Regions from separate parts of the Mus musculus genome. Here region 1 is linked to region 2. The links are chromatin contacts, found by Hi-C or POLR2A ChIA-PET in ENCODE. All regions are on one chromosome and are shown on one strand. The core of a region is the stretch at or near the end of the contact, and the rest is flanking DNA. Distances in the headings are between cores, read along the strand shown.

Region 1 (5,020 bases), core at 1,067-3,566, 4.8 Mb before region 2:
GACCATGTGCTTACAAAGTTATTGGATCTGCAGTAGGAAAGGATGCTCTGAATAGGAGAAGGTTGTTCTCGAAGTGAGTTGGAGACCGGAGGCTACCAGGGGACAACTCTGTAGCCATTCAACAAATGGTGGAAATGCACTTTGGTCTCTAAGCTCATATGGTATATGAACATTAATCCATAATAGCTCATAAACATAAACATGAGAAGATAACCAAGGCCTAGAGGAAAAAAAAACTTTCTAACTTTACATGGGACACAGTGCCAGTCTGTGATCCCAGCACCCAGTGTCTTGAGTTCTAAGATACATAGTGAGATCCTGTCTTGAAAACTAAAACAATAATAACAAAATAACATAGCATCTTTGTATTGGCCAGGTGTGGTGGTGCCTCCAAGTGGGAGGCAGAAGCAGGCAGGTTTCTGTAAGTTTGAGGCCAGCCTGGTCAACATACATAGTGAGACTCTGTCGCAAAATAAATAAATAAATCCAAACCTTTGAGCTTCTTGGATAAACCTTGAAAACATTTTATTTGTATGTACACTAAAGAAGTCAGACAAAGGCTGGAGAGTGGAGAGATGGCTCAGTGTTTAAGAGCACTGGCTGTTCTTCCAGAGTTCCTGAGTTCAAATCCCACCAACCACATGGTGGCTCACAAACACCTATAATGGGATCTGATGCCCTTATCTGTCATGCAGACTTACATGCAAATAGAGCATCATATGTATGTATTAAAAAAAAAAAAAGAAACCAAAACATACACGAGATCTGAGCTAGGTCCCCTGCATGTACCTTCTGACATGATGTACTGGGAGTGGGCATGACTCGGACTCTTTTGCCTGCTCCTGGAATCCTTTGCCTCCTACTGAGTTGTCACATGCAGGTTTCATGAAGATTTGTGCCTAGTCTTATTGTATCTTGTTAGGCCATATTCAGTGGATATCCCAGGAAGGCCTGCTCTTTTTTAAGGGGAAGCAGAGATCTGGGTGAGAGGGGAGGAAAGGGGGGAAATTGCAATTGGGATGTAATAAACGAGAGAACAAAAGAAACAAAGGTCTGAAGTGGAAACTTAAGGGCTCTTTGGAAAGTCGGTTGGATGGTGTTTTTGCTGGGGCAAGCACATGAGGGAACATTTCATCAAAGCAGACACAGGTGAAAGGCTAAGGCAGATTGGTGAAGGAACGGTTCGCTGAAGCAGGAGAGAGGATGTTCTGCTAAAGCAGGCACGTGAACAAACACATGATGAAGGATTCTTTGCTAATGACATGCATGTATTGGTCCACCTTACATTGCATAGTTGAGCTGTATTTGCCAGGAAGCCATAGAGAGAAATGTAGGGCAATGGGCTATGCACAGACAGCCTGGTCTCCAGTTGAGCTGAGGTCTTGAACCCCGGTGGGACTGGATGGGTGGTAATTTCCACCTACATGGGATGGAAGGCGTTCCCTCATGTCTCCTGGACCCCTGGCTTCTGTCGAAGTTACTGCTCCCACAGCCCCCATAGGAGAGGCGTGTGACTATCAGTCATGTAGACAATGTCCCAAGCTTCTGGCCTTCTGGCAAGACTCCTCCCCACAGTTACCTAGCAACAGCAAGATAACACAGCCCACTATAAGAGGGGCTGTTTGGCCCCTCCTGATCTCTTAAGCTTTCACCTTTCTTACCCTCTAGTTCTTTTTCTCTCTTCCCTTACCCCCTCTCTCCACATGGCCATGGCCAGTCTCTCTCTCCCTCTTTTACCTTCTCTCTTTCCCCGTCTTTCTACAACAAAGCTCTAAAACCACAGACTGTCTCTGATCATAAAGGCCCGGACTAAGGACTCTCACCTGCGTGGGAACCACCCAGCGCCCCTCTTTCCCAGTGCCCTCTCTTCCCATATCTCCCATGCCACACCAGGGGCCCTATTCTGTTCTCAGCTCCTCCGTATCCAGCCTGGGATGCTGGAGACTGAGAACCTGGTACCGGGGCCTGCCCCTTGTCCACCACCTGCTGTGTGGGGTCAGTGGCTTCACACAGCCAGATACCTACCTGGGACTGCGTGGAAAGCGTCCAGCAGTCCTCCCGTGTCTGCCGGCTCAGAGCACTGGAACTCTGGCAGGACTCAGGCTCTCTCCCTCCCTCCTCTTTCCCACCCACCCACGGTCCGGCAGAGAAACACACCAAGAAACTTCTGGTGGTGTGCCGAGCTTCTTGTCGTTTCCAAGGACTCAAGCTGATTGGATGCACGTGCTGAGACAAGAGCCATCCAGAGGCAAGGCACGTGGAGGAAACGGGATGTTTGGAGGGTATAAATAGGACTCCATGGGGTGAAGGAGACAAGTGACAGCTTGGCTTGTTGGTACAGCTAGCTGTGCAACACTTTTGTCTTGATCTTCACTTCCGTGAGAGAGGCACAGCCTCTCCTGGTGTTCCTCCTGGTCTCTCCTGCTAACTCATGGCAAGGCTGAAGCCTGGCTGTCTCTGCTAGGTCGTGTCACTGCTGTTGCTATCCTGACTGGACTGAACTGGACTGCTGGTGTATCTGTGAGGTGTTTGCGAATGGATTGAGCTGCCACTGCCTGCTGACCTGTGAACTCAACTGCTGATTTCCAGACAACACAGACAGGAGTTGTTGCAAAGAGCCTTTATAGACAGGCCCGCGCCCCCTTCCCCGCTCCTGTATCATTTCTTTTCCATTACCTCTGGTGGGTGGTGGGTTACAAGAGAGGTTAAAGCATTTAGGAACCATCATTAAAAACAGGGTTTGACATGGTGGCGCATGCCTTTAATCCCAGCACTCAGGAGGCAGAGGCAGGCGGATTTCTGAGTTCTGAGTTTGAGGCCAGCCTGGTCTACAAAGTGAGCTCCAGGACAGCCAGAGCTATAAAGAGAAACCCTGTCTTGAAAAAAAAAAAAACAAAAAACAGGGTTTGAAAAAATTAAAGTTACAAAGGTCAGGCACAGGAGACCACATAATGTATGACTCCAAAAAAATGTAACAGGCAACTCTCAGATGAAAAACAACTGATTGCCAGCTGCCTTTGATATGATTTCCTTTAGGGGTGATGAAAATGTTTTAGGGAGCTGGAGAGATGGCTCAGCGGTTAAGAGCACTGACTGCTCTTCCAGAGGTCCTGAGTTCAAATTCCAGCAACCACATGGTGGCTCACAACCATGAGACCTGACACCCTCTTCTGGTGCATCTGAAAACAGCTACAGTGTACTTATAATAATAAATAAATCTTAAAAAAATATTTTAGAACTGGTAGGATGTAGTGTTTACATACAGTGTGAATATACTGAACATCACCCAATCATTTGCTTTATTATTTACTTATTTAAAGTAAGGTGTTTATTGTTTGAGTCTGACTTATATGTAGCCTAGGATGGCCTCGAACTTACTACATAGTTTAGGGTCAACTTGAATTCCTGCTCCTCCTGCCTCTCTTCCCAAGTGCTGGAATTACCAGCATGGTCTATTTATTCATTTATTTATTTATTTAGGATCTCAGATAGACCAGGGTGGCCTCAGATTTGCTATGTAGATCATGCTGCCTCCACTTCCTCAAGGCTGGAATTGCAGGCATGTGCCACAGCACCTGGCTCTTACAGTAAGGCACAGAGTGACAGAGTAGGGCATTCGACACCCTCTTCTGATGTGCACACAGCTGCATACACTTGCACATCCACGATCACTTACGCTGCACATAACACACACACACATAATGACCAAAAAATTCCCCTAAAATAGTTGGAAGGCAATGCACACAGGTTGAAAGAAGGCATCTTTAACTACTACACTTTACAAAGGACTTTTATTCAGAATACATTGTTTAAAACTGCTGGTGTGGAAGCACATCTGGTGAGGCAAAAACGTGAGGTATTCAAGGCTAATCTTTTCTATATATGGGAACCTGTCTGAAAACGAAACCCAAACCAAACCACCCATAACTAGTAAGAAAACAACAATAAAATAATGGGGGAAATGACTTGAAAAACACTTTGGAAAAGAAATTTAAACGGCCTACATAAAAATCCAGGCATAGTGGTGCACGCCTTTAATCCAGCACTCAGGAGGCAGAGGCAGGCAGGATCTCTGAGTTCAGGGCCTCTAATTAATTAATTAATTAAAATAAAGGAAAAAGAACAATGAAAAGATGATTCACAAAACCTTAAAAATGTACATTTATTGATTTGTGTGGGTGTTTTAGTGACACATGTGAGGTCAGAAGATAACCTGGGGGGGGGGCAGTTCTCTCCCTAGTAAGTTCCATGGATCAAACTGAGGCTCTTAGGCTTGGCAGCAAGCCTCTTTACTGCTGAGCCATCTTTCTGGCCATTAACATAAGTTTTTAATCAAGAAAATGTAACTGGAATCACAATGAGATCTCCAAGATCTAAAGCTCAGAGCCTGGGTGAAGACACCCAGCGTTGGGTGGATCCTGGAAGGCATGGAGGACAACAGCGGAGGGAGTGTATGGTGTGCTGAGGCTGAAGTGTTTACCTGCTATGACTTAGTTCTCTACCCAGAGAAAACCAATGTGTTTCTATCACCTGGCAGTGGTGGTGGTGCCTGCCTTTAATCCCAGCACTCGGGAGGCAGAGGCAGGCAGATTTCTGAGTTCGAGGCCAACCTGGTCTACAAAGTGAGTTCCAGGACAGTCAGGGCTACACAGAGAAACCCTGTCTCAAAAAACCAAAAACCAAACCAAACCAAACAAAAAAAGGTATCCAATGTTGCTTACTCATAAAATTAAAGCATCTCAGCATTAACAAATGACAAGTCCTTGTCAAGGGATTATGAGCTCTCACAAACAAAATGGCATAAGAGGTTATGATTCTTTATATAAAGCTCAAAATGGCAAACCAAACAGTGGTAACACAATAGTGCTAACTACTGCCCGAGAGAAGAAACACACACACACACACACACACACACACACACACACTTGCACACACATGCATGCAGGCCTGTGCACATGGGGGAACAGCAGGCATACATGTCTACATGTGGATTTCTAGTTCTTCTTCCTTGTCTTTGTGA
Region 2 (4,710 bases), core at 1,811-4,310:
CTGAAACAGGGTTCTCTGCAATAGTGCTAAGTGCCTTCAATCACTGAAGCATCTAATCAGGCTCTCTTAGAAATATGTCTGCCGGGGCTGGTGAGATGGCTCAGTGGGTAAGAGCACCCGACTGCTCTTCCAAAGGTCCAGAGTTCAAATCCCAGCAACCACATGGTGGCTTACAACCATCCGTAACGAGATGACTTACATATAATAATAAATAAATCTTAAAAAAAAAAAAAAAAGAAAGAAATATGTCTGCCTCTGCCTTCTGAGAGTGCTGAGATCAAAGATGTGTGTTATCACACCTGGCTTTGCTGCCTGCTTACTTGAGAATAGGTACTTATGATATAGCCTTGACCCACTAAACTCCTCCCCTACATAGACCAGGCTGGTGTTGATCTCAGCCTGCTTCTGCCTCCTGAGAGCTGGGAGTCAAGGAATAACCCACCCTAGCACTTTACTAATGGGCTACATTCCCCATGTCCTGACCAAATTATTTGATCAGAGAATATAACCAATAACATAGTGCTGAAGACCGGGGTTAGGAACTAGGGGTAATCTGGCTCCCCTCTCCTCCTCTGCCAAACTACACCAAGACTGGGAGATAGCTTCCTAATAGGATCAGAAGAGGTTACCACAGGGTAGAGAAACAACTCTTACCTTTTGAATTCATTCCTCTTAGATGAGCTGCATGTGATTTTTTCCACATACCCTGTAGAACCACACTCAGGTGTTGTTTTCTACCAAAAGAAATATCCAAAAGCACATTAGGAAGAAGTAAACAAGAAACAGAAGGCCTGCGGGCCAGAAAGAGCCAGAGCTGGCGGAGGACAGCACAGAGCTAATAGATGGTGGAGGTGGTTGGTGGAAGGAGGAACAATTACGACATAAAGAGAAATTCCAGAATTTATTATGTATTAAAAATTATGGTGAGGCTATGCCGGGGCCTGGCAAACACAGAAGTGGATGTTCACAGTCAGCTACTGGATGGAACACAGGGCCCCCAATGGAGGAGCTAGAGAAAGTACCCAAGGAGCTACAGGGGTCTGCAACCCTATAGGTAGAACAACAATATGAACTAACCAGTCCCCCCGGGGCTCGTGTCTCTAGCTGCATATGTATCAGAAGATGGCCTAGTCGGCCATCATTGGGAAGAGAGGCCCCTTGGTCTTGCAAACTTTATATGCCCCAGTACAGGGGAACGCCAGGGCCAAGAAGTGGGAGTGGGTGGGTAGGGGGGTGGGGGGGAGGTGGAGAGGGTCTGGGGGACTTTTGGGATAGCATTTGAAATGTAAATGAAGAAAATACCTAATTAAAAAAATAAATTAAAAAAATTTATGAACAGAGCAGGACACTGCCATCAGTGTGGAAAAGGCCTATTTTCAGAGGGAAATTAAGTTCAAGTTTGAGGGCTGCTGAGATGCCTCTGTGGGTAAAGATATCTGTAGTGAAGATTAGCAAATTGCATCTATGTGGTGGGAAGAGAGAAAGTTGTCCTCTGACTTCTGTGGCACATGACCCACAGAAAACGAATACAATGTTCAAAACCAGCCTGGCCTACATGGTGAGTTGTTCCAGACCAGACAGTGCTACATAGTGAGACACTGTCTCAAAATAAAATAAATAAATAAAATGAGGGCTGGAGATATGGCTCGGTGGTGAAGAACACTGGTTGCTGGTTGCTCTTAGAGAGAACAGGGTTCCATTCCCAGCACCCACATTGGAACTCAATCTTTTCTAACTCTGATTCTAGGAGATCTGATGACCTCTTCTGGATTTTTAGGGCATCTCTCCCACCCCAAATACATATGCAAGCAGGCAAAATACCTATATACATAAAATGAAACAGACCAAAAAAAAAAAAATGATTTGAGCATAACCTAAGAGTCTGGGAAGAAAGGAAGAAAGACACATTAATGGCATGCTTTTGGTTTGGTTTGGTTTGGTTTGGTTTGGTTTTTCGAGAAAGGGTTTCTCTATGTAGCCCTCCCTGGCTGTCCTGGAACTCACTCTGTAGACTAGGATGGCCTCGAACTCAGAAATCCTCCTGCCTCTGCCTCCCAAGTGCTGGGAATAAAGGTGTGCACCACCACTGCCCAGCCATTAATGGAATGCTTACCAAAACAACAAACAAACAACCCAAATACTCACAATCTGGAAGTTAGAACACGGAGTACACTCTTCAGTCACCACAAACTCTTCTGCCAACCAACATGGCGAAGTTGAAGTGCTCACTAAAAGGAGAGAGAGAAAAACGGCCAGCCGAAGACCATTCAAAAAACATTTCTCTCAAAGGCTCTGCCCATCTAGCTTCCCAACACAGTGCTTGCCCTCATTCCATGTGGCACCTTATTTTTCTGTGTTCTGGGTATACTAAAAAGACATTAGAAACAAGCCATAGAGGTACAGGGTTCTCGGGCAATCACCCACCTGATAGCTTCTCCTCGCGCACCGGAGCCTCTGCCTCGCTGCAGGAAGGGGAAGGGGGTAAGAACAACAGTGAGCTCGCAGAAGACAGCGCATACCCACTTTGGACGTCTGTGGATGAGGTGTCCTGGTTTCTGGGGCGTAGACTATGGGGTTCGCCTGCGATCTCCTTTCCTCTCCCCAGTACCCACTTACCAGAGTTTTAAGGTGAAAGCGCACAGCAGCCAACAGAGGTGGCCGGCCCGGGGGAGGCCACGCCTCCCCGCGCCCGCGAGCATGGAGCGGTCAGGGTCGCACCTGTTGCAGCAGACCTCCCTGAGGTTCCAGCTCCGAGCAGCCAGATGCCAGAGTTCTCAGTCTGGGCCAACTAGAGCGCTATAGGAACGGCCTCGTGACCACAGCGAGAATAATCCATGCGGGTGTCTTGCTAGAAGCACGAGGTCTTTGTGGGGACGCAGGCGTCCGGGAAAGGGGTACGCGGGTCCGGACCTAGTGCCCGTGCCCCTCGGCCTCGGTCTCGGGAGCGGCCATCTTGCTCGCGGAGGCTCCTGGTCCCGGCACTGGCGACGCCGACTCTTCCCGGGTGCTCTCGTCTGTTTGCTGCTGTTGTCGTTCCGGACTCGGTGGCAACTGCATCTCACTGCGTTTGCGCAGGATCACGCGACTCTTCAGCTGGGCGCCGCGCGGCAGTGTGGTCCTTGTAGTGTTTGCAGAGCCGGCGGGACCGGTGGTAGAGGCGATCTCATTTGTTCTGGGTTCGCTTCTCCCTGATAACACAGCTGCTTGTCTGTTTAGAACCAGGAGAGCCGGGAGGAATAAAAAGGGGCCAAATGCCGCTCTGTCTGTACTTGGGTCCTTCATCAAAACTTTGGGCTCACCATTAGGTGACACCCTCCCCATTTCTGGTTTAACACCCTGGCCATCCTTGACACCTTGGGTTCCGGAAATCTGATGGGAAGAGAAACTGCATCGCATTTGAAACTTGCTCTTGTCCCTGGACTCCCACCCGACTCTACGCAAATGAACGGTGTCTGTTTCCCCTTCTGTGAGTGTGAAACTGCTTCACAGAGCTATTCCTTTGAAAAACCTCAGTAGTTCTCACCTCGTCCTTGCTCCTACAAATAAGGAAATGATCTCAAGGCTAAGAGCACAGATTTTTAATATTTATTTGGTTGGTTGGTTGATACTTATATTTTTTAATTTTATGTTGCTGTTGTTGTTGTTATTATTTTGAGGAAGGGTTTCTCTGTGTAGTTCTCTCCTGGAACTTGTTTTGTAGACCAAGCTGGCTTCAAGACCCAAGAGCTGGGATTAAAGGCCTGTCACCTCTTTACCTGATTAGAGCGTAGAGATTTTAAATTGAAAGTATTATTGGAATTAGATTTAGGAGCTTGTCAGCGACTCGATTGGTGGTGTGGTGGCTCAAGCCTTTAGTCCTAGTACTCAGGAGGTAGGTAGAGTTTGAGACCAGCCTTGAAAACATAGCAAGTTTCAGGCCAGCCAGAATTAGATGATGACAGAATTGAATTTCTGTCCAGAAAGAAACAAAGGAAGGAAGAAAGAAAAAAAAAAGAAAGAAAGAAGAAAGAGAGAGAGAAAAAAATCTGTTCTTCTGAAGAGGTGGCTCAGTAGTTAAGAGTCTAGATGGTCTTCCAGAGGATCCAGGTTTGATTCCCAGCGCCCACAGGGACTCAAACCTACAGTTAGTTGCAGGAGGTTACACACTCTCTTTTGGACACCACCGGTACCAGACATGCACAGGATGTACACCAAAGCACACACACAAACACACACACACACACACACACGAAATAATTTTTTTTTTTTTTTTGAGACAGGGTTTCTCTGTGTAGTCCTGGCTGTCCTGGAACTCACTTTGTAGACCAGGCTGGCCTCGAACTCAGAAATCCACCTGTCTCTACCTCCCAAGTGCTGGGATTAAAGGCATGCGCCACCACTGCCCGGCGAAATAATTTTTTTAATAAAAAAATTCTTCCCTGGGATGTGACTAAGATGTTAATCTTGCTGGGCATGGTGGCACAGCCCTTGAATGCCAGCACTCAGGGGGCAGAGGCAGGTAGATCTTTGAGTTTGATGCCAGCCTGGTTTACAGAGTAAGTTCCAGGACCACTAGGGCTAATCAGAGAAACCATGTTTAGAAAAACAAAACAAGAAGCTGGTATTTTCCTTGGGGGTCACTGTCTTTTTGCTGCTTGAATTTAAGGCAGGGTCTTAATGTGGAGCACTGGTTGCCCTTCAGCCTGTAGCAGCTCTGCCTTTGCCTCCTAC

The links. A loop is a pair of places that touch in the nucleus more often than their neighbours do. ChIA-PET counts read pairs that join two places held with the same protein, here RNA polymerase II (POLR2A).
Region 1: a map of T-helper 17 cell shows a loop between it and region 2 (5-fold over the local background). The contact joins the enhancer-like site here to the promoter of Jtb in region 2. A Hi-C loop is called at or near these places in 1 of 37 maps with a recorded cell type or tissue (T-helper 17 cell). POLR2A ChIA-PET finds 5 or more read pairs at or near these places in 1 of 5 experiments (Patski).

Annotation. Positions count from the first base shown.
Region 1 is chr3:95,021,972-95,026,991 of GRCm38, reverse strand. 4930481B07Rik (a long non-coding RNA gene) reads right to left here. Exons shown (of 2, transcript XR_003954670.1): 2 at 5,009-5,020. Among named protein-coding and RNA genes, the nearest start is that of 4930481B07Rik, 9.0 kb to the right of the region's middle. Within about 2 kb of position 2,316, at least 1 of the 3 ENCODE cell types and tissues checked has a DNase peak (open chromatin) inside an H3K27ac peak, as active enhancers do.
Region 2 is chr3:90,229,947-90,234,656 of GRCm38, reverse strand. It overlaps Jtb (jumping translocation breakpoint), which reads right to left and starts at 3,060. Exons shown (of 5, transcript NM_206924.2): 1 at 2,617-3,060; 2 at 2,425-2,462; 3 at 2,146-2,228; 4 at 655-734. The coding sequence starts at 2,699.